3 separate regions of the Homo sapiens genome follow, and regions 1 and 3 are each linked to region 2. Evidence: read pairs that join two places in POLR2A ChIA-PET (ENCODE). Cell type or tissue: HepG2. All regions are shown on one strand. Each heading gives the region's core, and the rest is flanking DNA. Links, peaks and the distances in the headings are about the cores only.

Region 1 (10,591 bases), core at 1,072-9,071, 630 kb after region 2:
TGCCATCTTGGCCCGCCCCAGCTCCCTTCTTCCCACAGCGATGGACATCTTAGTGCCTGCCATTCATCGCCGGGCTTCTACAGCAGTGGGCACCAGGCAGTTAGCTCAGCTCCTGGGACTGAAAGAGCAGGATGGTCTGGTGCGGGGGAGGAGAGGGTGGGCGGCTTCATGCACCCATTGGCCCGTGTGCTGTCAGTTCGAGGTCTGGATATCTTTTAAGAAGAAGCTCTCAGTGTAGCTAGGGAAAGCCATACTGCCCTCAAGCAGAGAAGTCAGGGAGTTTAAGCAGTTTTGGAGTCAACATTCACCTCCTTAAGTAAAGCAAGAATCCATCCGTGGTAGGTAAGGAAAGACTGCTGGACTCACTCAAGGCACAACAGCCAAGGCTCACATCTTTCTGGAAGAGGCCAAGGATCTACTCAACTCTACACTTGTCTGCTAGCTCAGTCTTACAAGTCATCTCCTCCAGAAAGCTGCTCCAGTCCACTCCCTCCCAGGACTGAGTTGCATCCTGCCTGTGTGGACCAATGGCTTTATTACACGTATTGTAATTGCCTTCTTACTTGTTTCCCTGCTAAGTAGAACTCCTGGAAGGCAGGGACTATATCTTGCTCAACATTGCTGCATAGGGCATAACCAGGGCTTCATGCATAGTCTGTACTCAGTAATATTTCTTGGATGAATGAAGAATTAAGTGAAGCCTTTCCCTTGATAATGCCTCTATAATTTTGTAGCTAAACAGTCCTGTTAACTTAAATCTATATGTTTTGTCTATGTCTTGGGATTAGAATCTCCTTGAGGACAGGCACTTGTCTTTTATTTAATGTATAGCCATATATAACCCTTAGGGCCCAAGGTTGTTTGTTGAGATTTCATGCATTGATTTGCAAGCCATCCTATAGACTCTAAATGGACATTTATTCAGTGTAGAGGCAGAATATTATGGGGATGACTTTTATGTAACTCTAAGTCTAATGTCTCAAAGAACTGAGGAGGATTATATACACAGAGAGATTAGGAAAAATAAGTGAGGAAATTAAAGAAAATATAGGTGAAAAAAATAGGATAAAGCCAAGGGTGAATTATAAATAAAATGATGCCTAATAGGTGCATTTTAAGACATGCACTGCAATTTGGTTCTGAGCTTCCAAGGAAAAAGAGAAAACATGAATAATTACACAAATTGCAATGTCAAAAGTAAAATAAATAAATAAAGGAAGTCCTTTGAGTCCAGCATGGCAAACATGCATCTGGGGTCACAACCTAGGTGAAAAGGAAGTGTGACAGGCTCAGCAAAACCCATTCCCGTGAATGAAAACACAGGCCAAAGAGCCTGTCCTCACCACCATGAGATAGATAGGTGGTGCCATATTTCTGTTTGAAGCATGGCAGGTTACTATAAAAAATGTTCAGTCACCCACTGACCTGAAAAGAGGGTCCAAAATGAAAGTCAAAGCTGATGAGGCCAGGCACGGTGGCTCACACCTGTAATCCTAGCACTTTGGGAGGCCGAAGGCAGGCAGATTGCCTGACATCAGGAGTTCAAGACCAGCCTGGGCAAAATGGTGAAACCCTGTCTCTACTAAAAATACAAAAAAAAAAAAAAAAAAAAAGGCCAGGTGTGGTGGTGAGTGCCTGTAGTCCCAGCTACTCAGGAGGCTGAGGCAGAAGAATCGCTTGAACCCAGGAGGTGGAGGTTTCAGTGAGCCGAGATCGCACCACTGCACTCCAGCCTGGGTGACAGAGCAAGACTCCATCTCAAAAAAGAAAGAAAAAAAGACGGTCAAAGCTGATTAAAGTTTCTCTGCACCCCTGTCAATTTTGTCATTGTGTTCCAACCATGTGTCCCCTTCAGCCTAGCACTGCCCAGGCCCTTCTGTCTCCACGGCCTGAGCAGATTCACTCCAGCGGCAAACAGAGGAAGCTTTGTTGGGATCGGAATAGCCTGGTATGAAAGGCTTCCCAGAGTGTACGTTCCAAACGGTGTCCTCTCCTGCCCCTAACCTGACCCCATTGGCTCTAATTACCCATGAGTAGCTCTCCTGCCTAGCTCTTTGAAGCTTGAGTCCATTTGCTTTTAAAATGTCTTTTGGGTTTCTTCTCTACCATTTTGCCTTGACCTCCAGCATTTCAGATCATCTGCTAGCCTTCCGGGATTCTGATTGCCCTAACTCAAAGTGTCTGTGTGTGTGTGTGTGTGTGTGTGTGTGTGTGTGTGTGTATGTGTTCCTGACTCTTGAGCTAGCCTCAGCACCCCTCACACCCCAGATTCCCCATCCTTTCAGGACCACCCTTGGTGCTGACAGATCCTTCTTCTTGGTGGAATGCAAGCTACTGGCAAATTGGAACCAACACTTTCTTCTACAGGCTGAAAACAGTGCAAAAAAAATTTTAACTAGGAATGAACAATTTCTTTAACCCTAAGAACCACTGGGGGCTGAGTGGTGCCAAGAGAGTCCTTTGAAGGTTTGTGGGGAGAAGAATTTTTTTAAAAAAGAAAGCAGAATGGGACAAAACATAAGAAAAGCAGGAGAAAGGAGAAGAAAGAGTAAGGGTAGTCTTCTGCCAAACGCTAACTGATGTCAGAGTTGGGTCGCCTGAGCAATGGGCTTCCACGTGCTTATATGCAGTAGAATGAGCCACGATGTGGGACGGGGGAACCTGCTGTACCATAAGAATTCTCAACCATTTAGTAGCATCAATATCTTATTCGATGTGTTGGGCACTTTTAGTAGATCTTTCCCAAAAGATGTAGATAGATTTTACACATGGATTTTCTTTAAAGGACTTATGTTTTGAGAATTTAGAAAGGGCTTTATGGAAGCCTCTACAAAGAGAGGAAGGAGACCCTGGCAAGACCCATGAGCTCACCCAACACCCTGGCCATCGTGGAGCCTGTGCCTACGTTGGCCATGGCATGGATGCACACCTCCATCACAGCAGGTAAACACTACTTTATAACTGAGGCCCCACCCCACTATCAGCTGAGACCCTGAGGGATGTCTGTGCCTTATTCCTCTTGCTTCCCAGCGATGAGCACAGTGCCAGGTGCAGGAGCGCCACAAACGCGTATGGAACAAACAAAAGGAGGTCCACACAGCAACCCCTTCCCTAACACTGCTGCACAGAGGAGAGCATGTACAGACAAGGAAGGGGCTCAAGGGGCAGCAGCCTCTCTGGAACTCTCGAGGTAACAGGCTCCACCACACAAAAGAAGGTAGTGAACCCAAAGCTTTCAAAGCTGCCCCCTGACACTAGTACAGGGAAGGGCAAGGAGGGGAGGCCGTCCACACGTGTTCGGTGGTCCAGCCTCAGCCCAGAGATGGGTCCTCAGTCAGAGTATGTGGACACCCAAAATGTGCCACACCCTGTGCCAGGCATGAAGAAGAAAGAAATGGAAGATGCAGTCTCTGGTCTTAGGGACACTGAAGCCTAGAGAGGGAGAGACTGGGCAGGTGGCAGTAGTAGCAGCCACCCTTCACGGAGCCCTCACTGACTCCAGACACCACCATGCCCACATTCTGGCATCATTATCTCATTTAATCCTCGCAACATCACTAAAGGGTAGATTGCATCTCCCCTTGACGGCACTAGGGAACAGAGGCCCAGAGAGGTGATAAACTTCCTAGATATCAGTGATGCAACCAACATTCAAAACTGCCTTTCTCAGGCTGAAGAGTCCAAGATCTAAGCCTCCAACTCACTGCATGGTCTTTCTCCATGCTATTCCCATCCCTCCCCTAAGCCTGACTCTTCGGATTTCACCTTCAAGCCTTTGCCAATGCCATTTCTCTCCTCTTAAACATCTACCTGCCCTCTATCGAATCCCGAATCCTTTCACATCTGAAATGCCAGCCCAGACTCCGTTCGGAGCCTTCCTTTTATGGAATACCATCCAATGTAAATGGATTCTTCGCACTGCCTTGTGCTGCCTTGTAACTACTCTGAAATGTTTGAGTGTTGGTTGTCACTGCTATTTACCATGTGTTTTCCTGCAGCCCGCCCACAAACCTGGTCTGCGAGCTCCCTGTGAACAAGTGTCTTTTCCAGGGCTTTTCTGGATCCAGCTCAGGCTCGTGCCAATTATTAAATCTTTAGAAAGTTTGTAAGCCAGGTATTAAACCATTAGTAGCTTGAAATCAGACATGGTGAGAGAGTATTTACACTACAGAAATTGGCAATGGCTACAAACTGGGGCCTTTTTCCCCCTGGGATGCTGGTTGTTAGACAGTTAGCAGAAAATCACTGCTTTTAACTCTTGCTCCCAGCTCACTGCCTGCCCAGTTTCTTATACCATAAAAAGTGTTAAGCCTTGAGTGTCAGCATGCAATGAAGCAGATGGACAAGGGGCACTGTCAGAGGTGTCAAGTGACTAGTGAGTAGGGGAGAGTAGCAGCAGTCCAGGAAGGTTTCCTGAAGAAATGCAATATTGAATTCATAATTAATCTTCCCCACTGACCCTTCACCCAACACTCTTTGAGATCCTACCGTGCGCCAGACTCTTTACAAACATGATCACATCTAATCTTTCATTACACAGAGGAGAACCCTGCAGCTGGATATTTAATACCTTGCCCAAGAATACCAGGAAATCACCCACCAGAGCCCAAACTCAATCCCAGATCTGTGGGGCTCTAAAGCTGGGATTCCTCCACCATCCTCCCTGGACTACAGACCCATGACATTCCATGTTCCGGGTTCCCAACACCTGCTATTGGCCAATGGCAGCCAGGGCAAGAGCAGGTGTGGGAAGCTGCGGCAGGGGAAGGAGGGTGGGAAAGGGCACAGCCGCTCTGCTAGAGAACTGGGAAGAACAGAGCTGTTTCTAGAAGCCCACGCCAGCCCTCTGTCAATAAGTTCCACAGTGCCACTGCACTGATGGTGCCCTGAGCCTCAGCATGAGGGGCAGCTGCACTGTTTCCTTCTGTGTGTGCAGTTCGTGGAGCTGGGAAGGGCAGGGAAAATCCCTCTTCCTCCAATATGCAAGTACAGAAAGAAAACAAGCTAAAGCTTCCTAGACTTGCGAGTGCGTGGAGAGAGTAAGAGCATATCCACAGAGGAGAATTTCTTCCAGAAAAGCACCCACGAACACCCCAATACAGCCATTCCCCCTGTGATGTTCATCCAACACCTCTCAGAGACCATGCTCTGCTGCAGGCATGGCCCATTTCCACCTGACTTCCCAGGCTGCAAAGACCTGGGGATAGAGGAGGAAGCTGAGGCACAGAAGAGCAAAGCCATCACATGCACTCTATAAGGCGTAGAGCAGTGCACCAAACCGAGGGAGGTAAGGAGCAAGAGTTGAAAGCAGTGCTGAGTGGCTGAAGGTCTAGCAACCAGCATTCCGAGGCTGGCAGTGGAGGTGGGGTGAGGGGTAGGGGGGTGTGAGGGGTGCATTCACAGTGGGAAGGCCCTAGTTTGCTGCCATTTCCAATTTCTGTAGTATAAATACTCCCTCGCCATGGCCGATTTCAAACTACTAATGGTTTAATACCTGGCTTGCAAATTTCTCTAAAGATTTAATCATTGGCACGAGCATGAGCTGGATCCAGAAAACCCCTGGAAAAGATGCTAGTTCACAGGGAGCTCGCAGACCAGGTTTTCAGGCAGGCTCCAGGAATCCACATGGTAAACAGCAATGACAACAGCCAACTGTATTGCCCCTTCCAGGACAGAACTTCGGACTCTGCACTCAGCTAAGCTGCCATGAGGTCACCCAGCCTCCTCCGTACACCCCTTCATCCTCCTCAGCCTCACAGCCAACCTGTCCACGGCTCCATGTCCCTTGGCCTCCCTTCCATTACATCTGTCTTCGGCTGTGGCTAATCCCTGCGCTGGTGCTCTAAATCACATGCCCTCGCCCTTCTCAGAGATTAATCCTCAGCCTCTCCCTCTCTCCTTACTCCTCCCCATCAGTGTTTGAACATGCCTTGAGATCTTCCATTTTTATTAAGCAAGCTTCTCTTGACCTTCCATCCCACTCCCAGGTCCTCCTCCTTCTCCTCCCTTTCACAAGCAAACTTCCTGAAACCATTGTCTGCCCTTACTCAATCCCATTCATTCCCCATTTCCTACCTTCTGGCTCCTGCCTCACCATTCCCCTGAAGCCTTAGGGAAAAGGCTAGCAAGGACTTTCTGCAGATATGACAATCTCATAGTCATTTCAAGGACCAAATAGCAAAAAGCATAAACAAATGCTTGGATCATCAGCGTGGAAAATGGCGATTATCCAAGTCCTTCCAGAAGGAATGCTAGTCAAGTCAAAAAAAGATAGTTGGTCTTTTTTGCTCAGAAGGTCTTTAAATTGCCTGTGAGCAGCAGCATGCAGGATGGTGATACATTAAGAGTGAGATTAAAAACTCCATAACAGCAAGGGGAGGAATTTGAACTTCGGAGTGAAGGGAGAAAAGACACAGGGTTAAAACCTATTGATCCGGGTGGACCAAAAGAGAAAGAAAAAGGGATTCTTGGTGGAATGGCAGCACCAATACCTCCAAGAAACTGTTTTTGGATCCCAAGAGATATTTAAGTGGGTGACTGTGAAGTATGCAATGTCAGCCCTCTCTTGTGTCTCTCCCATGAGACCCTCAGTAAATGCCATGAGGCTCACTAATGCATTAGTATGAGGGGGTTGAGGGAGGGGACACTCGAAGAGAAAAATAAGGGACAGCTGACATCTGGGTTACACCAGCTACAGCAGGGAGGAATGACAAGTGAATTCAGCAAAAATGTTTTATTTCCACATCTATTGTCAAGTCTAATTATTGGTTGAAATTAGAGGTTCTGCCCTGATCATGGCCATGAATAAATAAAAATATGTTTGAATTTCAGCAGATGTCGTTGAATTTCACACATATTTCTCTTTCCAGAAATGAAAAGAAAGAGCCAGCTAGCCCTCTCATACACCAACATCCGCACTTTAGGTACAGAAACTTGCTCTGGAAATGATTTAACTGACCAAATAAATATCAGTTAAATCAGAATTCCTGAATTTTCCTCCAGGCTCTGGAAGATGCATGCGTTGGTATTGCATCCAAACTCAGCAAGATAATGTCAGTTTGTGGGAGCAGTTTTCCTTGGCACACTACACATGTGCAGTACTCACATAGTCAAGCATTTAATCACATATAGCAGGAGCAAACTCTGGGCCAGGGAAGGCAAGTGGCATTGAAATAAATACAAAGATGCATAAGATGTGGCTTTTGTTCTTGAGAAGTTCATGAGTTGATGCCCATCCACATTTTGGAAGCTGTAATTCCATGTGTGACAAGATAATGTTGACATCTAAGTTGGGAATAAGGATTACTCTGTTCCTTTTCCTGTAATCTACCCTTAAGTTTTACTTGACAAAAGCAGTACAGCAGTATCCCCAGCCCTGACCCTCCTCCTCCCACCTGCCAATCCATCTCTGCTTGTATCGTGCCACCCTGGTGCTTTTGCTGCCACTGTTTGCCAGCCTCTACCAGTTGAGACCGGGCTGTAGGTGCTGTGTTACTATTTCTCCTGCCTTCCCTACTCACACTCTTCAGCAGCTGTTCATGAGCAGTGCTGCGTGCATAGTGGTGGTGAGTTTCAACAGCACCAGAAGCAGACCATCGGTTCTGCTGATAAAATTTTTAAAAATCTACGTGTAATGATTCAACAGAACCAGATTCCCAACTACATCATGGGTGGGACTTTTTCTGTACTGGGGGCTGTGCCTAATTAACCACTTCCCTGCCTACCAATTCACCAAAAGGCACAACTCCCCTATGGCCAAGCCCTGCTAAGGCTTTTGAAGCAGAAGAATTCAAAAAATTCAAAAACCAAATTGCTAAGAGTAACTATGAGAGGTCATGCAGCCCAGCTTCCTGCCCTCAGCTACATCATAGGAAGCGGGCCTCCCTTTTACTGAAAAGACAAGTATCTTCCTTGTCAAGGATGATCCTAAGGACAATTAACACATATTTGGCCCTGCATCTCAGACAGGAATAGAAGCAGAAATGAAGATAAAAGATATATAGAATAAAAATAATTCTTTGCATGAACATTTTTGGTCACATACTTGGTTTGGTGCTAGGCACTGTGATATATTCTGTCATTTAATCCCTAGGGTGAAATTACAAAATAGGTGCTATGATTCTACCTATTTCACAGATTTGAAAACTGAGGCACTAAAAGATTAAAGCCAAAGATGTTTGAACAGTAAGTGGCAGAGCCAAGACTTGATCCATGTCCAGAGCCTCTTTACCACCTGTATTCCTCTACTAGGCCTACCAGACAGGTCTGAACTGTACACCCACCCTGACCAAAAAATTATTCCAATGTGTCAATCAAACCAGAAGCTAGTCACCCAAGGTCTGACACATTTAACAAATGTTCCACATGCACGGACTTCCATCTCCTCTGCTTGTTTAGTTTACTTGTCAGGGTCTGATCAATCCATCAGCAAGTTGTACTGGTCTCTTGCTCTCAGCACTGCATGGGGAGATGTAGCCACAATCAACCTCCCCCAAGAGCCATGCTCTCATCTCACGTCTCACTCATCAACTCCCACATGCATGGCCCTCGTTGGCTGTTTGTCTTTCTGTGTATTTAATTATTCCAGTCCAGTCTCTACCAGGAAGTTTTTAAGCTGTTCAAGGCAAAGATCACATTTCTGCCTTTCTCTGTTTCCCTCTGTTACTCCTAGACTGCAAACAGGTGATGCTCGGTAAGTATGCACAAAACTACTGAATCTCCATATGACCCCAAATCCCAGTGAATTCAGGAGGTGAGTATAAGCTTGAGGTAACATCAGACAATTAGATGGGGGGAAAAAAAACTAGAATCATATACATCGGTATCACATATACCCAAAAAAGTGCACTTGGACCTTCTTTTTCCTCTGTATCCAGTTGTTTGAGAAGTATGGAATTATGGCCCCTCACCCCCACACATGCTATAAAACCCTTTGCCTCCCCAGAACATAATATATTTGGCTGCAAAATAAAGATCAAGGTCAATCCAGCTTTGCTCTAGGTCTGTAATTCCCAGGAGGGCAGGAAGCAATATTTCCAGGCAAAAATATAGAGCCCTCAAAACACGAGGTCTATAGATCCTTTGCAAAGTGCTTGTTTGTGTCGAGAAAATTTCAGCCCAATGAGAAACCAGATGGGTAGATGCACCAAATATTGAAGACAGGCCTCAAGGCAAAGCAGACACACACTCTCTCTGGTGTGCACTAAACTCAGAAGTGATCCTCCAGCCGTTACAAGCAGAGAAATGTCCCACCAGAGTTTTGCAAATAGCAAACTCTTAGTCCGATGATTGTTTCTATCATTTGCCATATTTTCTGTCCAAAAGCCTCTCTCGTGCCTACATGGTTAGCAGCTTTTATAGCCCCAGATAAGTGTCCATCCCTTTTAATTTTCATTGTTGCATCTGTTTTGCCATTTCTCTGCAGCAGGTTGTATTACAACGGAAGGATTAATGAGGAAATGGATGCAAACATTTTTATTTCAAATAGCAGCTCTCAGACAAGATCTGGAAAACGGAATCAAGCCATATGATTGTAAAAGAAAAAACCCTCGCCATCCAACTATTGGGCATTTTGCCATTATTTGTGAATAGCATGTAAATACAAACAACTTAACTGGGGTGGGGGAGAGATGTACATTTTTCATTTGTGTCTGGCTAATCATTTTTTTTATTATTAATTTGGTCCCTTTTATTTCACATAAATGTCATCTCAAGCAGCAAACATCAACAAATAAGATCGTTTATCTTGCTGGGGAAAGCAAAACATTGCATTGCCATTCAGAGAAGGCAGCTGACGTCCCTACCGCACCACTAATAAAGAAGGCCTTCAGTACGAAAAATAATCATTTTCTATTACTTTCCACCATGCCTCATCCATAAACACAGGGCCACTGGTAATTACATTTAGCGAAGAAGCATGCTCTGTGTATTACAATTTCCTGGGATGAAAAAAAACCCTAAAGAACACCCCAGATTCAGGGCTGAGATGAAGAGCAGGAGATAAACCCAGATTGCCCTTTGCTCGGGTGCCTCTGTATGCTATTGAGGGGCAGAGGACCGGGAAAGAGGGAAAGGAGGGCAGCATTTCCGTGAGATTTTCTCTTTCGTCTTCTTGGCCTGGGTAAAAAGAAAGGGAAGGGAGCCACGGATGTTCAGGAGAGAGCAGAGACTCAGAGCACATGGGGACCTGGAGCCCGGGCCTCGGGGGTGACACTGGTCTTGCTGCTGCCGCCACCATGCCCAAGCCGCCATCAGTGTGCACGCGGATGCAGACGCGAGACAGCCATGTCCACACGCATGTGCACGCGAGCCTCTTGTGAGCAGGGAGGTGGCATGGCTGCGCTGATAAATCCGCCGCAAGCCCGCAGACTCCACGCTTCCCTGTCGCCCAAGCATTTGGCTGGCCTGCCCGCGCTGCCTCCTCTGCCAAGCAAGGCACTGACTCCACAGGAGAACCGTCCTGTCGATCTCTGCAGGAATATAAGACCTTTTTTTCCAAGTAAAATGTTCCCCAACTCTGCAAGGGAGGTTGGCAGTACATCTCCAACTCTGGCCTGTCTTTTTAATACCCCTACAATAGCTCGGTTGGACT
Region 2 (10,591 bases), core at 1,471-9,470:
TTTCTAGCACAGTCACCTCCACCCCCAAAGATAATCCTCCACATTCTATCAAATGAGCATCACTGAGGGAGGGAATGTGGCTGGAGAACAGTGAAGCGGAGCAACTGCCCACTCTCACTCCTTGGATTGGGAGCTGTTAGCCAAATGCTACAGAAACATAATCATAGGCATTTATTAATTTATTTATTTGAGATGGAGTTTTGCTCTGTCACCCAGGCTGGAGTGCAGTGGCATGATCCTGGCTCACTGCAACCTCTGCCTCCTGGGTTCATGAGACTCTCCTGCCTTAGCCTCCTGAGTAGCTGAGATTACAGGCAAGTGCCATCACGCCTGGCTAACTTTTGTATTTTCAGTAGAGATGGGGTTTCACCATGTTGGCCAGGCTGGTCTCCAACTCCCAACCTCAGGTGATCTGCCCGTCTTGGCCTCCCAAAGTGCTGAGATTACAGGTGTGAGCCACTGCACCTGGCCAATTATAGGCATTTATTAAAATAAACGTTTCAAGAAGGGTGGTTTCATCAGCCAACGGCAATACAGCCTCAGTGAAATTCTATGTTCCTTGAGCACTCAGGGATGCAGCATGACATGGCAGAGAGCTTTGAGGGGTGAAGGTGTGGGCAGCTGCCCCAGAGAAGCCAGAGAAGGCCGGAAGCCCTGCCCACACCAAGAACTGCACAGGAGGTCTGGGGAACCAGGGACAGGGGAAGGGCAGGCATTGTTCAAGACTGTCAGAGGAGAGAGAAGAGGTACATCTAGAACATCAGCAGCAGGGGAGGGAGGGAAGTGTAGTTGTAGGATTTGCATGAGAACAAGGCAACTTCTTTGGGGGTTGTATGCAGTCTCCTCTTCATCATTTTTATAGTTCGTCATGCTTGTTAATGGTTTTTAGTGGGTTTTAATCTGTTTTAAATATTCCTTTCTTGTGGTGGCAATCATAGGTTATCCTTTATCACCTTTTGCATTTGTGTCTTGATGCTGTTTAACTTTTTATCTACTTTTATGTACTTTCAATTACCTCATCATAAGGTGTCTCTAGATAAGGAGCCTCAGCAGAGTATCTTTTGCAAAGTTATTTGGTAAATAGCTCATAGTGAGATCTTGCCTTCTGCTTTACTCCATATTGCTCTAGAGTGGCAGTTACTTAATACTTTAACAATACTTAATAAAGGGAAGCTTCAGCCTGAGCAACATGATGAAACCCCGTCTCTACCAAAAATGCAAAAAAATTAGCTGGGTGTGGTGGCACATGCCTGTGGTCCCAGCTACTGGGAGGTGGAGGTGAGAGGATGGCTTGAGCCCAGGTGGCGGAGGTTGCAGTGAGCTGAGGTTGCACCATTGCACTACAGCCTGGGTGACAGTGAGACCCCATCTCAAAAATAAAAAAAAAAAAAGAAGTTTAAAATAATGGTAAAGTAAGGTAGAATTCAAAGAGTTCGAATAGATCTCAGAAATCATCACTTTATAGATGAAGAAAGCATGAGATTGTATGAGATGAAGAAATGATGAGATGAAGAGATTACTGTGAGGTAAGGTGTCTTTGCATTAAACGATGCTGGCTCCCTTTTAATGCTTTTTCAGCAATTTCTACTATTTATATGAGGCACCAAAACCTTGAAAAGCTGTGCCTCTGTAATCTTGAAAAACCACAGAGAATCTAGTAACTTCAAAATAAATGGAAATGGTATAAAAGATGCCCTGGAGGAGACTTTGGTTATTGGTTTATATTTGGGAAGAAATGAATTCTTTGTGAACAAATAAAATGATTAGTTAATATAGTGCTTACTTTGAGGTGATACTCATGCAATGGACTGGACTGGACAAAAGAAAGTTGTAATGAGATACTGAACTACTGGAGCAACTCATGTGTTTGGTGGCTCCCAGAGGTACACTTTTGGGTAGCAACTGATCTTCTGAGAGGGTTCCAGTGAATTTCATCCACACATAGAAACATCACCCATGGAAAAAGAGACCTTTACCTCTGCTTGAAAACACCCAGCTCCATTTAACAGAATAATAGGGGGTACTTTCTGATGTTTTGTGGGAGCATCTTAGAAACCAGTCTTATCAGAATGATGTTGTCCATATTTTTCTGCACCTCTTCACACCTAATGGCTTTCCCATCACCAATAAACATCTGCAGAAAATCCCTTAGTGACAAGTAATCCCTTATCTAGGTTTCTTTTAATAGAACCCAACAATCTGCAGAATGAACCCTAGAGTATCTCCTCAGCATCAGGTGGTAACAGTCAATCAAGTCACTGGAATGCAAGACAATGCAGGCGGCTGGGGAGGGCGGGCGGAGGAGGGGAGAAGGCCCTGCCTTTGGACATGCCACAGGGAAAAAACAAAAGGCTTCCAAAGTCTTTGGCTGGAACTCTGAGGCTATTGTGGGAGCTGCTTTGCCCAGCGTTCCTCAGGAGAGGAGAGTGGAAACTTTGTTTTGATAAAAAGGCATCCCAATATAGGAACGTCACCCCAGATGGTCTTGCCTTGATATTTGGAGAAGAATATAAAGTAATGAGGTACTTGAAGATATGCATAAATTTGAAGGGGGTTGGCTATCAGCTTCTACCAATTTCATCACAGACTTGAGTCTCCTCAGAGCAAACAAGAGCCTTCTGGGCTTCCATGAAATGCAGAAAATGAGAGGAGGTTTTCAAGTCTGCCCAGTCCACAGCTGGGTTGCGCGTGTGTGTGCGTGCGCGAATGCGCGCGCGCGCACACACACACACACACACACACACACACACACGGTGTGTTGGGTGGGTGGTTGTTTTGCTGTTCTTTTTTTTTTCCATCGGAATGAGTGGCAAAGACACATTTTTCTCCTGTCTTCCTCCTCTTCCCAGTTGCTTTACCTTCAAGGATGATTTGTTTTATTAAACTGACTGTCCCTAGCCTCTGCAGTACATAATAAAAGCCTGACATAGCAGGCTGCCTGCCTTCTGTGTCCTGCAGATACTCATCATAAGTGTCAGGACATACCAAGGTTAGCGGTCACTGGAAGTGTGCTCGCTGGCCCAAACCTTGCCAAACGCTCTTGGCAGCTGAATGAATGTCACAGAGAATAGAAGGGGAATTACAAAGGTTAAAAAGAAGACAGCCTCTCCTATTTTCTGGAGACAGAGAAGCTCATTTTTCACACCTCTGAACCGTCCGTAAGCTCATTCATCAGCCTCTTGCGGGGGACCTAAACCTTGCCCCTTGCTCAGTTCTCCATGGACACTCCTCCCTCCTCAATCCCCTTTAAAAATTGGCCCTCTGGCCTCATTTCATCACTGAAATGATCTTCACTGAAATGGACAGAAAACAAACCAGGCATCGACTTCTTTCCCTGGCCACCCACCCCCCAACCCGTAACCAAAGGCTCCAATGGCCTATCAAGCCTATCAATAGATTACAAACTTTTCAAGGGAAATCATCTTTATAGCTGATCTTTTAAGCTAATTTTTTTTTTCAAACTTGCTTCGATGGAGAAATGGAAAAGGACACGTGTACTGGCAGGCATGGCTAGCGAATGGGAAAGTACAATCCTGCCTAGTATTTTGGTGAATTAGTTTGTGTGTGGGTTTTCCTTCTTCTTCCTCCTCCATTTTTTTTTATACTATAAAAGGGCAATAAAATGCTGACTGTAAGAAGACAATGTCAAGGAGAAAAGGGTACTGGTATTTTGGATACTCTTCACTGCTCGCCTTGGAGAGAGAGTTATTCTTGTCACAAACCCTTTTGTCTGCATCTGCTGACTGCTTGCCTGTAGCCAGCAGCATACTTTAACTGTTTTGTCACCTCCTAACATCACATGCATCAGCTGTTGGGCTTTTGTTACGGGTATTGTAGAACTAATCCGCTGTGGCTGTTCTACTGTGCGGTAAATAAAACAGAAACGGGCTTCTCAGACTATTCTGCATGAATATTTCAGATGGCTTTTACAACTCCGATTCACAAAATCAAATAAATAAATAACTCCCCAGCCACCCCCCAGCCTCTCCCCACACCCAGAAACAAAACCCCTCGATCTAGCCCCAGATGCCTCCAAGTCAACTGCATTCAAGAGGCTGACTTGAGCCTTCAAGCAATTGTTTCAGGGAACTCGAAAGAACAGTGCTCTCTCAATTTTCACACCGTGGAATTCATATACAGTAGTAGAGTTAAATATATCTAATGCTGAAGCAGCTCTGAAAAATTGGAGAAAGTTACTTTTTGTCCCTGTGGGCCTTTAAAAATATATAGGTAATGCCATCAAAAATACATAGTGAAGAGCTGCCTTGTCAAACTGCTTTTATTGTTTCCATCCGTATTTTCTTCCCTTCCACTCATCTGAAAGGGGTCAAAGGTAGATGCTTGTGCATTTAGTTTATCCTAAGAGTCTCTTTTGTGCTCTATATAAGAGCACAAAAGAAGAACCAAACTTTGCTGGGTTAGAAAAACTGCATCTGCATCATTAGCTCCTTAACGGTATAATGATGTACCAATCATACATAGCGAGGTATTTTTCTAGATGACTTCGAAGTGTCTTTGGAGAAGTTAAAAAGAGAATGGGCATCTGCACACGTGTGTGCACACACACGTACACAAAAATCTTAGGGAAGGAGACAAATAGTTGAAGTACTTTCCCGAGCATTCATTCACCCTAGAGTGCACATGATTCCTCTAAACAAACTCTCCCATCCCTGCTGTTTGTTAAGTAAATATCGATCAAGGAGAGACTCATCTCCTGACAGCAGTGGCACAAGCTGGGGACTTACACTGCAGACAGAGTGGACTTAAATGGATAAACTCAGATGCTTTAGTAACTCCTCATAGAGATTATCAGATGAAAAGCCAAGAACAGATACGTTATTGCTGCTCCTCTTCACTGTCTCACTCACACTAAACTCTCCTGCCAGAGGCTGAAAAGAGGAATCATGGAGCTGTAAAATATGGTCACAAGATGTGGTTACTAAGGGTCTCCCTTTGCAGTCATGCATGCATTTATCCTGTGTGTACAGCCGGGGACTAACAGGCCCTCCAGAAGAGAAGGAATGGTGCAGGATGCTATACACAGTGAATCCTGAGATTCTATTCCAGTGCCCTCTCATTCCAGGGGAGGATCAAATGGAAAAGAAAACATGAATGCACTTTGGGAAGCATAAAATATCATCCAAATATAAGGTGGTTTACAAGTTTGAGATTTTAAAGAGGAGCCCTAATTCCTGGGAAGCATTCACTGTGATTAATAAATGTCTGCAAAGCATCGTTTTGAGAGGTGCTCTGAGGAGGTTCGCTTGGGTGAGTTTGTTGGCTGAGTCAACCGGTTGAGAAAAGTTGCTTTGTGTTCCCTAAGTTTTATTTTGGCCATTTCATAATTATGAGTCAAAATCCTGTTTTCTGCACTGTTCGTAGCTGAATGGATACGTGTACTTCTCTGGGAAGGTCAGTTTTAAAATCATCTTTAGAGATTAGGTTTTGTGTATTGAACACTGAGCACCGTGGTCAAAGGGCAAGATGTTATATTTAGAGTTCCCAAACAGCTAAATGGTGTTTGAATTTTATTAGGATGCTTGTGTTTGGAAAAACTAGCAGGATCCAGGAGCACTGGCTGTGAAGTTGCTTTCGGGTGCCTGCCGAGTTACCCCAAATGAGGCAGAGGAAGGTTCTCCAGCAACATCTGGGCTTAGGACTAAAGGCTTTCTCCCTCTGATGCTCCAGGTGGCATTCAGCTTTCAGGAACACTGAGGATTAGATTCGTCTAATACCCATGCAGTTTGGGCCCACTTTCTAGTTACATGTTTTGCTGTTTAAATATGTGAAAAGTAAATGCTTGTAGGAAGTGGCTATAGTTCAAGGCTGTCTTAAGAAAAAAAAAAACCTAAAAACTATGTTTCCTTGGTCTAAACAAAGGAACACATGGCAATAACAGTCTGTATCTCTTTTATATATATATATATATAAAGCTTCGAAAGAACAATGTTCTGTTGAGCAAAATTCAGTAGCATTCTGTAAACATTAATTTAAGGAAATCAATAGACTCAGTGAGCTAAAGCCATATTGCAAGATAAACTGGCCAGAGTGCCACTTTGTCAAATAGATTTTCGTTTTCTCGGCTAGATAAAGACAGTTTCAAAACGGGGCAGACGTGTTGCAACCAGGGTTTGAAAAGTATGTGGCCTTCAAACAGTCTGCTTGTTCCTACTACAAAGCTGGATAAACATACTTTAAAAATGATAAGCCTGGTTTAGAATTGACTTGGCTTTCAAATTTTACATATAGTAGATTTCTTGGTCATCTCACAGGAAAAGAATAAAACAAAGTACCATGCATTCAAAATAGAAAATGTACTTAGGTGAAAGGGGTTAAATTGTCTTGAGAGACAGAGCTTTGGGAGCAGTTTCGGTTGATGCTTGACTTTAAAAAAGAAGGGAAGAAAGAAATCTTTATTCATGCTGACCTGATGGGCAATCGGCCTTCTTGCCAAAATCCCGAAGCCAAACTCTCTAGTGAGTTTGAGATCAGAGGTTTCAGCTGGTGGAAGCTGCTCTCTTCTGTGCTCACCAGGCAATGTCATGTTAATGTGCGAGGGGGTGTGGGGGTTGGGGGAAGCAAACCCAGGGAAAGGCTAGAGAAGGAGCAGAAGTGATGAGCCACCCAATAGCCCCAAGGTTTTTGTCAGCCAGACGGAAAGAGTTGCAGGGATAATCCAAAAAGTGGCAACGGGAAAGCAGGTCTCTCCTCCTGTCACCTACATGGAGTTTGTGGCAGTACACTTCCAAGTCAGACCACTTGACATCCTCCAATGCCACACCAGCCCTTATAAATGCTGATAGCAAACAGATATGACATGGTGAAAATGGCCCCCTGGAGGAAATGTAATAAAAAGAATGAACAGTCACATGCAAACTGCCAAGGAGGGAGGTTGAGGATCTACCTTGAATTGACAGGGAAACTCCATGGAAAAGCATCACAGGAGCTGAATTTTGGTCTGCAGTGTACGGATCTGGGGGGCTGCTACCGGCCAAACCCCTCACACAGACTTCTCTGACCACAGCAATGAATGAAGGGCAGAGATACACCCTGAGTATCTTCTTTGTTTTTCTACCTGAATTTGAGTCTTTGTCTTTTAAGAGTATTTAGAAAATACAAAATTCACAATAAAATTTCTACAGCATTATGATGTTGATAACATATGTGTTGTTAAAATATTATATAATTATCAACAATGTTCTAGATTTGAGCATTTCGAATAATTGTGACTTTCAGGTAATAGAAAAGGATGTCTTAACATCTTCTATTCTACGTTTAATAAATTGTGCATACATTTTAAATTATGTAAGTATTCCATTGGCAATTCTGCATGTAGAGATCAAGGTAAGTAAAACCATCTCTTCCATAGCCCCAGTAGAAGATAGTACTAGCTTGCTAGGAGCAGAATGACAAATGTCTATGAGAGACTGTCAAAATTATTTCGTGGGGCTGAAATTTGGTCAGTGAACGTGCTTTAAGTGGCTAGTTTATTTGCTCACACATGGAGGTCTTGGTATTATACGTGTTAGGAAACATAATTGTCACATTATTGGTCGCGATGAAGCAAATTTTCCTTCTCTCCCAAACTCTGCATAGGTCTTAAAAAGTGATTCCAAGTTTAAACAAACAAACAAATATGCAAGCAAAATCAAGGAAAAAGCATCAAAAACTAAAACCTAATACCTCATTCTCTCCCCCTGAGATACTACACAGATACTGTTAAGATCTTAAAAACAACTGGAAGCACTGTGCAGAAATTGCTCATCTGGTAGGCTGTTCAGGTAAGAGCTGGACCAAGACTATTCCATCAAAGACTCATGGAATTGGCCGGGTGCGGTGGCTCACGCCTGTAATCCCAGCACTTTGGGAGGCTGAGGCGGGTGAATCATGAGGTCAGGAGTTCAATACCAACCTGGCCAAGATGGTGAAACCCCGTCTCTACTAGAAATACAAAAAAATTAGCCGGGCGTGGTGGCTGGCGCCCGCAATCCCAGCTATTCAGGAGGCTGAGGCAGAGAATTGCTTGAACCCAAGAGGCGGAGGTTGCAGTGAGCTGAGATCATGCCACTGCACTCCAGCCTGGGTGACAGAGTGAGACTCCATCTCAAAAAAAAAAAAAAAAAGGAATCACAGAATTTTGGAACTTCAGAACTAGAAGGAATCTCAGAGAGTTCATGTCCCACAGAAGAGAAAAAACCTTCAGCCGGTGGTCAGCAAAATTTGCCAGTAAAGGGCCAGGTAATAAATACATAGGCTCTGTGGGCCATATTTGGTCTAGGTTGGATATTCTCCTTATTTTTTACAACTGTTTAAAAATTTAAGTCATTCTTAGCTTGAAGCCATAAAAACAGATTGAGGGGCAGCTCTGCCCATAGGCCATACTTTGCCAGCCCCTGCTTTTAGCCAAACTTGAGGGCTAACAGCTTTTCTAGAGGCCTAATGGTCTTTCATTCTGCACTGATCCTGGGTCTTTCATTCTGCTCTATCTTGGAGGATAGTTCGATTGATTCACTTGAATTCGACCTGTAAGGCCAGACCATTCCCCCGATGGAGTTAAGGCTGCCTATGTCTACGGGAACAGAGTTAATAAACCACACACGTGGTGGTCAAGGACCAGGAAGACTTCAGTCTTACCCTGCTCTGATTAGGAACGTTTAATTGGGAGCTTTCCTGCCAGTACATATTTAAATGTGCTAAACAGAGGAATGTATCCCTGCTTCATGACACATCTGACAAATCAGCTCAATACTTAGGTGGAAAAATAAGCCCTGCAATCATATACCAGTCACTTTGTAGTGTTAACAAATTCCCCTTTAAGTCAGCCCCGTAAATTTGGTGCCATTGGTGTCTGAGTTCAAGACAAGCTGACAGCCCTTGAAGTTTAACTTTTGCTACAATTACTGGGTGAGGTGGTAAAAGAAGCAGGGCCAAGCTTGGTGCCATTCTTGGATGGGACATTATCCAAAAACAACATAGCACAAACACTCCAATATTGCATGAAGGGAAGCTGGGGCACAGATAATCCACAGTTACTCCTGTTTCGTTCGAGAATGTATTACGTGATTGTTTTCTGCCACAGCTTTACCTTCATAATTAAGCTTTGCCTAGGCTAATATTAAAACTAGTCTGTGTGCCCTGTATTGCTATTGATGGAGCAATGTGAGTAAGGAGCCTAGGGAGAAGCTGTTAGGAAGTGGGGTTCAGGCAGGTTGTGATGAGAAAGGGATTGCTCATAGTAAACACCAAAGAAAGCGCTTGTGATACAGATGGTAGGAAATCAGACAGAGCTTCAGAGAACACAAGTTCATGGGGGATGCTGGCACTCTGCTGGCAATAGCTTATGACACCCCAAATAATATCCGAGTTGCTTTAGGAAAGGATGGGGATTATTGGCCTCAATCCCATCCCTTGGTTTTGACTGCAAGATCTTTGTTCTGTCAGAGAAATTCTATTCTGTATTTCCAGGGAATTCTATTTGTCTTTCTCTGCAATCACCCTTTGCAAAACTAAGGATGGGCTGTATTTCAAATGCTACTTAAGAGCTTGTGAAGGGCTTTGGAATCCCTTTTTCAAGACAGGTAAATAGATTGCAAAGACAGGCAGATTGCAGAATGAACTCGGGGGCTTTTGGAAGTCCACTAGACTCCTACCCAATGGGACTTGAGGTAATGTTTAGGGTGGGACAACCTAGGATGCTGTCAATACCTAGGACTGGCCTTGTTGAAAGGCAGTTTCAGGTATCTACACAGATTATCTTGTACGCCTTCAGGTCACTGAAAATGATAAATCTTTAAAAGTGGATGCTCTAAATGAAAGGAAACACAGTGGCCTTGAAACCATGACCTTTCAGCTTCTTCTACATATGGTCAGCTTCCCATCATTTCTCTGTTTTCACCTCTACTCAAACCATCCCTCCCTGCCCAAGTATTTACTTGTTCTCAGGGAATACATTACCTTTTACTGAAAGTCACTTTTAGCACCATATTCTAATTTAAAATGTTAATGTAGCCTTAAGAAAACAGAACTTAGGTGCAATAGCCATAAGAAATATGAAGAATACATATCCAAATGGCTTGTATGAGGACTCAATACCTCCCAACCACAAACTCTCACACATACAAAACAATCTCAAGGGAAAAGACTTTCATGATCTATATTACTATCATTTGGGGAATATTTAAAGAAAAGGGTGGTGTTGCTTTTGCAAACACTACCAAGTAGGCTTAGTAGGGAAGGTAGTTATATCATCTAAAACTGCCAATTCTGGCTGGGCATAGTGATGCACACCTGTAATCCCAGCTACTTGGGAGGCTGAGGCAGGAGAATCGCTGGAGCCCGAGAGGTGGAGGTTGTGGTGAGCTGAAATCATGCCACTGTACTCCAGCTTAGGCAACAGTGCAACACTCTGTGTCTCAAAAAAATAAAAAAATAAAAGAATAAAAAAAAAAACATAGCCAATTCTGCTCTGAAAGAGAGGAGACGTACATTATATAGAAGTTAATGCATATTATAAATGCTGATAGTCTGTGTTGAGGCCTGCATGGAATGTGTGAGAAAACCCAATGGCATGAGGGCTTCACTGACAAATTTC
Region 3 (10,591 bases), core at 755-8,754, 50 kb after region 2:
CGGCCGCCGCCAGGCCTGCGCTGCCCCCGCGGCCTCTCCTCCCCCGCCGCCCGCCTGTTGCTGTGGGGACAGCCGGTGGACGCGCTCGACCTGGGAGGGGGGACTCCCTCCCGGGACCGCGGGAGGGGCGTGCACGTTTGAAGGGATGGAAATCTCCCTTTCTGCCCACCCCCTTTCTTTTGTCAATTACTCTAAGGATGTTTGGCCGTTACTCCCAGCTTCCCTCTCTTTGGTCTTTCACGTCAAGGATGTGAATTCGGGGGTGCTCCATTTTCAGGGGCTTTGGTGATAGGACTGAAGTTTTCCATATTGTCCATCTTACCAGAAGCTTTTATTCAGGGTGAGGAGTGGGCTAGAAATAAGTAGGTGCCTGCCTGACGCAGCGAAAAGAGAAGGACGCTCCCAGTTTGGATGCATTTGGAGAGAGTAACTGGAAAGTTGCATTTTGTTTAAATTAGAGCAAGATGAAGTTGAAAGCCAGATTTCTATATTTTTTCTGGTAATATTTCTTTTATGAAGTATCTAAGTGTCTGTTTGTCATCATTTTGAGATCAAAAGGAAAATCCATATGCTGTATAGTTTTTCGAAATTGCTATTTAAATATGTTTTAAATGTTTTGTCCAACGTGGAGTAGGCTGCTTGGAGGCAAGGCTGGTGACAGGAATAGCGGGATGGTTTGATGTGGAGTGGTGCTTCCGAAGACCTGACGAATCATCGGAATCACCGAAGGGGTGTTTTGTTGTTGTTGTTGTTGTTGTTGTTGTTGTTTTAAATAAAGATTTCTGGGCCCACCCCAGTGAGGTAATCAGAAGAAGGACCTGGGAATCTGGGGGTCACCCTGTGTCTTTAATTACTGCTCAGCTGGTTTGTTACTGACTCTGTGACCTTCAGTGTGTTACTTAATCTGTTTGAGACTCAGTTCTTTTTATCTGTGAAGTGGGGATAATATCCAAATCATAGATTTATTGAGAGACTTCTACACGACTAAACTTGTTCAGCACATGACTAGTGCTCAATACTTGGAAGGTATGTTGCCCACAAATGAGTGCTGTGTACACTCGAGCTGACATGTATTCTTATAAGGACCTGTCCCTATCCCCAACGTTTTGGTGAAGCCAGCTGGACTGTCATGGGATATGTATGTGTATGCACATTTTAGCTCATGCATAGTTGTCACCTTTACATGCTTTCCCCTCCCCCGTCTTTTAGGCCATAAAATAAATCAGAATTGGCACATTTGGAAGCTAGGCCCTGTGCTTTTGGACCTAGAACTGTCCATCAGGCCTACTGGCAAAGGGGGGAATTTACCAATCTGAAGTCTACTTCCTCCTCCACCCCACCCCCACCTTTTTTTGGCCCGTTCACCCTCCCTGTTTTATAGATGGCAAGCATCTCCTAAAGAAACCGCTGGTCAGACCAATGAAACCACAGGACAAAGAGTTCTCTTCAAAAGGGAACAACAAGAAGGAGAGAAAAAAAAAAAAGACAACATTCCTAGGTAAAACAAAAGCAAATGTAGATCATATGTTATATGTTTTTACATGTTTGACTCAATAACCTCCCCCAAATCCATGTAAATTAAAATATAAACTTTCATAAAGTTATGTTCAAACCAATGAATAGAAGCATACCCCAAGGTGATTAGGGGACAGACAGCCAAGGACAGCTGTGAGAAGGGAAAGGAAGCTGGGCAGGAAGGTGCCATGCTCGGCTGTGACTGCAGAAGTGGGGGGAAGAAAGCCAAGGAAATGGAACGGGCTGAAGCAGCAGACAACAGCTCAAGAGGGCTGACAGTTTTTCAACTGCAGAGGCCTGTGAGCAGCTTATTAAACATCCCGAGAAAGGTGTTTTGCTGGTACCCTCAAAAGGCTTGAGATAAAGTAATCGTAGATTCCCGGGGGCGGGGGGAGTAAAGAAGGGATTGCCAGCGTGGGGTGTCGGTGGGCCCAGCCCCTAGTGAATGGACCCCAGGGGTCGGGGTGAAGGCACTGCACTCTCTGAATGAGGGAAAGAGGAAGCATCACCCCTAGATGCCTGTCCTCCTGGTGTCCGTGGTCTTTGGGCAAGCGTGGAAGGTTCCTGCTCTCTGGCTACTTTCTCTGTCCCTGTTTCCTAGGTGGAAAAAGTCCGTAACTTTAGGGGACAAAAACAAAGGGCGCCCCCCAAAAACTAGAGAGAAACATATTTGGGGTCAAACTGTACAAAAATGGATGGCAACTTCTGGCTTCTCCTCCCCAAGCACCCTCCTAGTGGAAAGAGCTCTATTCCCTACACTTGTAGGTGGACAGGGGGCAAAGGCCGAGAGGCAAAGGGTGTTGGTGGGTGAGTTGGGGGAGAACGGGATGGGGAGGGCTGGGGGAAGTGTGTCTGCAGAGTGTGAATGGGCGGGACAGGGGTAGTGTGTAGCTGTGTGTGTGTGGGAGGGGCAAGGGAGTGGAGTTGGGGGAGCGAGTGTGGGTGGGCTCTGTCGGGGGAACTTCGAACTGGGGGCGCGGGGGAGGTGGGTGGAGGGGAGTTGGGTGGGCGAAGAGCGCCAGTTTCCCCGGAGGAGGCCCGGGAAACAGGCGGGGAGGGGGCGTGTGGAAGCGTCGTTTGAAGGGCGGAGGGGCAGGCCGGAGAAAAGGCCAGGCGGGAGGCTAAATCTGGCAGGGGCTCCAGCCCGGCGAAGGCCGACGCGTCTCGGCTTCCTCTCGCCTAGACTTTTGAAGCGGCTGGCTCGCTAATCCCGGGTTGGCTGAAAGACTTGGACCCGCAGCCTCGGGGGCCCTGCGTCCCGGACTATCTCCCGGGGGGCGCTATGGGTAGGGAAGCGGGGCTGCCTTGACTCTCAGTGCGGGTCCCCGGCGCCCTCTCAGCCTACTGGGGGTGCGGGCTGCGCCTCGGTGTGTGCCCCCCTTCAGCGCCTCGACAGCGCCCCTCACGCTAGCTTCCTACTTCCTCCCAGCTCCATCTTCCTCCGTCCCCTCCCTAGGCCCTGCTGCTCCTTTCACTCCTCTGGGTCCCTGTTCCCTGCCCCACCGTCCTTTTCCCACCACCATCAGGCGAGTTCATCCCCTTCTCTCTCCATTGCTAATCTTCTGATGGCGGTGCTGGGGAGAGCGGGAGGGGGTGCTTAACCCAAAGTGGACTCAAAGAAAACAGAATAATTCAATTCATCGGATAATTACTGTTTGCAAGACACTGCTAAGCACGACAGTTGGTGACCCTTTGAGGGAGCAGAGTGGACCGAAGGATTTTGGTTCTGACCCAATATGGGCAGTTATGATCGGTGTTTGATTTAGGCAGATCTCGGAAACCTCAATTAGAAACTCTAGTCTAGAAGGATCTGGACGAGGGGCAAAAGTGTCAACACCTTCTTCTCTCCTATTCCAAAGTGATCTTTCCGTGGGAATGCGGCAAGGAGTCAGCAGGCATAGTGAAAATGGGCGGCGATGGATACTCCCAGCACTTGCTGAGCACTGCTACGCCTCAGGACTGGGACAGGTGCTTTACACCCCAAAATTCCCGTTTCTTGATTCCAAAATGTCGTAGATTATAAGACACACCATTTAAAGATGGCCTTTAGGAGAAAAGGAAAATACGAGGATCTTAAATGCACAATGGATTGTGAGACACTGATTTTAGGAACATAAGATATGAGAAAAAGTGAATCTTAGAAGTGAGGAAATAAAGTATAGTATGCGTAATTCTCCCAACAGCCAAGAGATGAATTATCGCCATGTTTGAATGAGGGAACTGAGACTGGGGAAGGCTTCACCACTTGCTCAAGGCCGCAAGGCCAGTAAGTGGCACAGCCAGAATTGGAATCCGGGTCTGCCTGTAGTCTGAGCTAGAGCAATTTCGCTTAGGGCAGTAGCTTCTGCAGGGATTGGGCTGTGTCAGCCCTTTTCCATAACCCTGTTTTTGTCTTGACCCTTTTACCATCAACACCTGCCCCCACACCCCAAGCTATGGCTATTGGGGGGAAGATAGGAAATAAATTACATTTTTCACATTCAAAATAAAGTATTTAAAGGGTAAAAATCATGTATGCCAGGTTTACTGTGCACCACAGGAAGTCGATGAATTCAAGGATCCCTGTATTGCTGAAAATAGAATTGTAAAAAATAAAAGGGGTGGGGGGAGAAAGTGAACGAAACTAATCCTATTAAACGTGGTAGCATGTTTTTGTGGCACGCAGGGAGAGATTAAGCACAGGAAAGGGGATAAGTACTGCTTCAGTTTCACTAAACTAATGTGACAACTTGTCATTGGAGATCTTTACAGCTTGTTAGTAGATGACTAGCTGATTCAGAAGTGTTTTCTATCATTCCCTTTGTGTCCCCATGAGTTTTTGTAAAAAAATTTTCTTTCTTTTCCTGTTTCTTTCTTACTCATGCTGCTCTATTTTGCTTTATAATCCTCAGTGTCTCCTTCAAGTCAAAACATTTAGCTGGCTCTAATCAAGATTTGGTTTTGAAAATGCCCCTTGACCTGGGGTAGCCCAGAGAAGCCCTTGTTCTTCATACTCAGCCCCGGAACGGTCCTGTGGCTTGAGAAACTGAGCTTCTGGGAGAAAAGCTCCCTTTTTGGATTTCACTTTTCTGCCGTCCTTCTCCTTTGCCCTCCTCCCTTTTCTTTATTTTTTGTTCTATCCTTTTATTCTTTTCTTTTTGCCTTTAATTTCTATTCCTCTATTCTCTTTTCCCCTTTCTTTATTTTTCTCTCCAATTTTCCTCTTCTCACTTACTTTCCTTCCATCTTCTCTTCCTTAGAATTCCTTTCTCTTCTTTCATGCATTCCAATAACTGTTTTCCCTTTTCTTCAGATAAGACAGTTACATTCATAGAGAAAAGCTATGAATTTTTGATGGTTTCTAAGTTGAAGTAGCTCCCAGTGAAGGGGGCAGTGGTGAGGGGAGGGGCAGGGAGCCCATCACAGACCCGCAGGGAACAAAAGGCTGATCAAAGTGAAGAGGAAGCCAGAAGTCTAGGCTTGGTCACTGTCTTTCCAAAGCAGGTGTCTAGCTTGTTTGGAAACCTGGCTGACCGTCCCGCTCTTTTGCTTTGGCATCACTCTCTCCCACTTTCCCCCTCCCCCGCTGCAACTTTCCTCACTGGCTTACCACCAGGCGAGATGTTGAGTCAATGGAAAAACAACATTCGCCAACATTAAAGGGAGACTGTTTAGAAAAGGAAGGCCCTGCTGAGGTGCAGAGGAAGCCTGTGCATTAACACGGGCCACCTCTTATCTGGGGCAGCTGGGCCTGAGCTGCCTGTACTCATTCCCTGGCTTTGCCAAGGGGCCTTGGGGAGTGCGGGGTGGATTCTCACCCACGGGCATCACCAGACCTTTTAGAGACAAAAAGCAAGTGCTTTTTTTTTTTTTTCTCCCAGGGACTTAACTGGAAAACCTTTACACATAAACACTGTTTTGCAAAAGGCACATTTCTCTAAGCCTCTGTCTCTGGACACTTGTCACGTGGACCTGGCCCCTCTCATTTTCGGTGCTCTTGAGGACTCCCACGCCTTGTAAGGACTGGCCATTCTGTCCTGAATGTGAATTATGGGGAGGGGCAAGCTAAAGTGACCCAAAGGAAAAGAAGAAAAAGGCATGTGTGTAGGTTCACCCTGGCTCTAAATTGCTTACCGTTAAGTCTTGAGCCAGCTCCTGACGGAAAGATAAGGTAAATCCCTAATCAGTCAATAATTAACCATAGCTCCATTAACGATCCAGTCAGCCAAATCCTGCTGACACCTTTAGAACCCTGCTTTGGTGGGAAGGATTAGGCAGAATCTTTCAACAGAAAGGCCCATCTATTCAGACTGCCATAGACCCCACTCATGGGTCATCACAAAAGGAGTAAAGTTATGCCTGTGTCTGCCAGTGAAGTCCTTTCTGGGGTTAACTCTGTAGGATAACTTCTGGAAATTTCACTTTTGGAAATCTCAGCGTGTGTGTCTGTGTGTGTGTGTGTGTGTGTGTGTGTGTATACACAGAACAGCTTGGAGATCCAATCTGGTTCCAGGTTGGTTTGAATCAAATCCCAGATGTGCTCTGATTGTTGTTACATTATTCTTCTGAGAGGATCATATTTTCTCTCCCTTGACCATGTTAGTTTGTAGTTTATTCCCAGCATCTCTAAATATTCTGGTTCCTTGTTTCTCAATGTTAGTTCTTCTTCGATTCGTGATAAAAGGAGAAGTGCTTTTGAAATGATAAACAACCGCACATTCCTATCAAAGCATGAAAATTATTTTTGAATTTCAAATAAGTAGAAAATTAAAAGACTAATAAATATTTGATTTTGGTACTTCTGGTGGATCTTTTTTCTTTTCCTTTTCTTTCTTTTTTTTTTTTTTTAACTTCTTACAGAAGCACATGTTTACGAAGGTGGGCTTAGATCTTTTTTTTTTTTTAATTTAAATTGTGGGCTTTTGGTTTGCTTTGCTTTGTTGTTCTAGACAGCATTTAGTATGTTACCAGATGCATGTAGTTATAGATATTATACCATTAGATGAGAAAAATCTGTATAATCAGTGTGGTTTAAGTGTTTCCTAAGGTCAAGTTGTAGGTCATGACCCTATGACAATCAATGAACTTTGCTCCTAATCTTATGTTTAAATCACTTGAAAAAGACATTCTTTTAGAAAGAGAAATAGAGTACAAGAGTGTGGTATGATATGAATCCATCTCTATCCCAGGACTAAAGAACAAAGATCGTTTGGCTGTGGGGGCACTCTTCCTGCATGTGGAAGATGGTTCATTCAGCTATACTTCTGTTGGTTCCACATCTCAGCCTCTGTAATCACCAACACACTGTTGTTCTCCTCTCCTCATAGAACCCAGTAGTCTGGGTGTTCAATTAATCTTTGGCTGCTTCGGGGAGTTGCCAATGAGTGGAAATTCTGCCAATGATCTGTGACACCCTTTTCAACAAACATTAATTGAATGACATTTCTTTTTTCCCCAAATCATCCATCTGTCCTTTCTTATGCAACTTTTGAGTTTCAAAGGGTAGAAGGCAAGATTTCTTTTGGTCACACATGTGGCCTAAGAAGACAGTCTATGTATTGAACACTATAATCTACTGTAGACTTGTAAATAAATCTAAATATTCACCAGTCTGAACCAACATGCTAAATATAAAATGAATTCATTCAGCCTTCTTTTCCATCTGCCCATGAAAACATCTTGCTTTTGTGAAGGCCTTTGGAAAATGTAAGATCCAAGGCTTCTGTATGCTTTTTAATTGTTTAGGGGCACAAATGGGAGTGGAAAAGTAAGGTGAAGGCAGGAAGAACATTTTCAAAATTCATAGGTTAAAAAATATAAGATCCAGTTTTTTTTAGTTTATACATAATTTTTAAAATTGTCTTAAAGTACCAAAAAGCATCTCACTTATAATAGTGCTGTTTAGTAAAGCAGAGAACATACATCAAGTTGTCTTTGAAGTCCCATTGCTTGGATATTAAAAAGAAATTTAAAAAAATTGAACTGGTATCTATTTTTCAGTAGGTCAAAAGGCATGTATAATTACACTCATGATTTTTGAGTATCATGCTAATGAGGCTAGGAAAATGTAGACCTTGACATTGCCTTGTTTAGTTACATTCACTATGAAAAAAAGAATATTGTTTACCCCTCAGGAGTTTTCTTAAGGAAAAGAAAAATCAATCTCTATCAATGAGCAATATTTTTCTCCCCAAGGGATATTGATCTGAACATTGACTTCACAATGGGTGAGTTATTTTCCTCAGACTCCCTACTATGAATTGTTAGGTGACATGTCTTTTGTGAGCCAATAAACATGTTGTGTCTAGTGTAGTAATCTCATCTGGGAGATGACAATTTCTGTAGAGTGGTTAGTTTGTAGTATTTCACCTTTTGTATGTCTGTGTTACATATTCCCGAGAAGTATATTTCAAGTTTAAAAAGCATTACCTCTCATATTCTTCTTAGGAGAACAGTTGGCAGTGAACAGTTTCTTTCCTACATGCTCCTCAACTGCATGTCCTCTAGGCTTGTGCATAGACCCATGACTCATGAATAGTCTTATAAATGTCTTCATGATTCCCTTTTCTCCCTTTATGCAATGGTACAATTTGGCATCTTTAATTTTGAAAATAAAACAAATATTCAATTTACCAGATAAACCATTCTTTAAAGGAACACTGTAATGGGTGGAGATAAGGGAAAGGATAAGGACTCTAGAATTCTTGTTAATGGGCATGATCATACTCTATCTGTTGGATTCATGTATAGTATATTTTCTTTGTATATGTAATCTTGTAATGTTTTCGTCTATAATATGTAATCCCAGCACTTTGGGAGGCTGAGGTGGGTGGGTCACTTGAGGCCAGGAGTTCGAGACCAGCCTGGCCAACATGGTAAAACCCTGTCTCTACTAAAAATACAAAAAAATTAGCCTGGCGTAGTGGTGCACACCTATAGTCCCAGCTACTCAGGAGGCTGAAGCAGAAGAATTGCTTGAACTTGGGAGGCAGAGGTTGCAGTGAGCTGAGATCATGCCACTGCACTCCAGCCACTGCACTCCAGCCTGGGCCACAGAGGGAGACTGTCTAAAAAAAAAGTTTTCTTTATTAGTTTTCTTAAAGGGCACATTTAGAGTTTATATTAGATTGCCTTGAGCTGATTTCTTTATTCACTTATTCTTTGAAAAATATTAATTTACACTTCTACCAAGGGCCAAATACTGTACTCAACACTGATGATACCAAGACCCACCAGAGACACTAACAGTGCCAGGAAGAAATTAGGTAGGATGGCTATGGACACACATTGGCACAAAATACTTTAGGAGTCCGGAGGCTTGTCTTCATGGTAGTTTGGTGTATCAGTGAAGCCTTCAAGAAGGAGGTGAACATAAGCAAGTAATTAGTCACACTGGGGGCTTAGGAGAGGAGCAGAAGTGGGTTTATGTCCCTGTTGCAAGGTAAGAGAACTCTTAAGCAAGCCCCTGTACCTCTCTGAGCCTTAGTTTGCTTGTCTTGTCTGTACATGGGGGATAGTAACAATATCTGCCTTATGAGATTGTTGTGAAGATGAAATGAGAATGCATGGAAAGGCCTCAACACTGTGCCTAGCACAAAGCAGGCACTCAGGAAGTGTGTACTAGAAAGGTGGAATAAGGGTGACATTTTAGCTCAATCCCTAAGATTTATTCAACAAATACTTTTTGGGCACCTGGCACGTGTCATGTTCTCCTAGGTCCTGGGCAGGAGACCAACCGTGAGCGTGAAGAGGGATAGAGTGACGGGCAGCTCGTGCAATGGCATGGGGGATATCTGTCCCATGTTTGGGGGGCCTGGGGTGGCCTCTTGCTGCTGGAATTCAGAAAACCAGGAGAGGCCTGGTGGAGGCAGAGGCAGCAAAGTGTCCTGCCACACTAGGAAGGGCCTTTTGTGGCAGTAATGGCCTTCAGGCAGTCAGGAAAGAGACAGTGAGTCAGTTCATCTGTGGTTTCTTGGTTTCCTCTAACTTTTCCATGGGTGTGTATTGCCTTTTGGTAGTGGGCTGGCTAGACTACATTCTCTTCAGGAACAAAGGCTGCCAACTTTTTGTGGTCACCACCCTCCCCACATTGCCTATTATAATCAGGTGCTTCTGGCTGATACTCAATAAATATGGTTAAGTTTTTCTACTTCTGTATGTTCTGAAATATTCCAGCAGCTTCTCATGCCCAATTTCAGAATGCTTACATGAAAATGCTTCCTTTTGTGCTTGGCAGAGAGATTCATGAATTAAGAACTTTGGTCATATCACTGCTTAAAACTCTCCATATTGCTCTTGGAGTAAGTCTACAATTTTGAACGTGTCCTACAAGATTTTGGATAATCTGGCTCTTGTCCATGGCTTCTGCCTCATCTCTTGACTCCCCCTTTCCTCACCATGATTCCACATCACTGGTCTTTTCCCCTTTATTTCAACCCCACAAATACCATTATACATGCTGGTGCCTCTCCTTGAAAGGCCTCCTAACCCCCTCTCTAGACAAGCTCTTCCTCATTATTCAGGGTCCAACTTAAAAGCCATTTGTTCAGGAAAGACCTCCCTCATTTCCTAGGTTAGAAACCCTAATTATACATGCTCATAACTATAGTTTTATTTTATTCTACTTTCTCTAATGGAAATGAATAGTCTCTTTGGACATAAGCCTTATTTATTCAACAGCATTCTTCGAGCTCTTAATGTGGCCTAAATGTTGGGTACACCACACAGGAAGACAGTCAAAGTCCCTGCTTCATGGAACTAGTATTTTAGTAAGTGATGCAATGAATAAAAAACAAATACAGATATGATATGATGTTAGGTAGTGATAAATACTTTGGAGAAAAGCCAAGCTGGGTAAGGGCACAGAGAGGACTGAAGATGAGTTGAGGATGTTCAGAGAGAAGGTTGTTCTGTGTAGAATTCCCATTACCTAGCACGGTGCCCTGTATCTGGAAAGTGCCTGACAAATATTTGCTGAGTGAGAATCACATTGGTGCCAGTAGACCTGAAGGAGTAAAAGAGATGTGAATAGGGCTAACTGGATTATATAATTGTGCTTCTTTCTCCCCAAGTTCCTTAATTACATCTGGGAAAATGT

Evidence for each region. Peaks named below come from ENCODE experiments on the same cell type or tissue, not always from the same donor. Only the 100,000 strongest peaks of a DNase experiment are listed, where the experiment ranks them.
Region 1: POLR2A ChIA-PET joins it to region 2 with 8 read pairs; 2 of 35 experiments call an interaction of 5 or more read pairs at or near these places.
Region 3: POLR2A ChIA-PET joins it to region 2 with 6 read pairs; 6 of 35 experiments call an interaction of 5 or more read pairs at or near these places.

Annotation. Positions count from the first base shown.
Region 1 is chr1:213,389,219-213,399,809 of GRCh38, reverse strand. It overlaps a transcript of RPS6KC1 not described here. Among named protein-coding and RNA genes, the nearest start is that of RPS6KC1, 340 kb to the right of the region's middle. RefSeq lists enhancers at 1-42, 43-579. In HepG2, for the core only: no CTCF peak of the experiment used is centred there; DNase peaks (open chromatin) are centred at 1,969 and 5,659.
Region 2 is chr1:214,023,196-214,033,786 of GRCh38, reverse strand. The region is part of intron 4 of PROX1 (prospero homeobox 1); the gene reads right to left. Among named protein-coding and RNA genes, the nearest start is that of PROX1, 41 kb to the right of the region's middle. RefSeq lists an enhancer at 2,914-3,809. In HepG2, for the core only: no CTCF peak of the experiment used is centred there; DNase peaks (open chromatin) are centred at 4,696, 5,726, 6,086 and 6,496.
Region 3 is chr1:213,972,203-213,982,793 of GRCh38, reverse strand. All of the region lies in intron 1 of PROX1-AS1 (PROX1 antisense RNA 1), which reads left to right. Among named protein-coding and RNA genes, the nearest start is that of PROX1-AS1, 8.7 kb to the left of the region's middle. In HepG2, for the core only: no CTCF peak of the experiment used is centred there; DNase peaks (open chromatin) are centred at 5,086 and 5,693.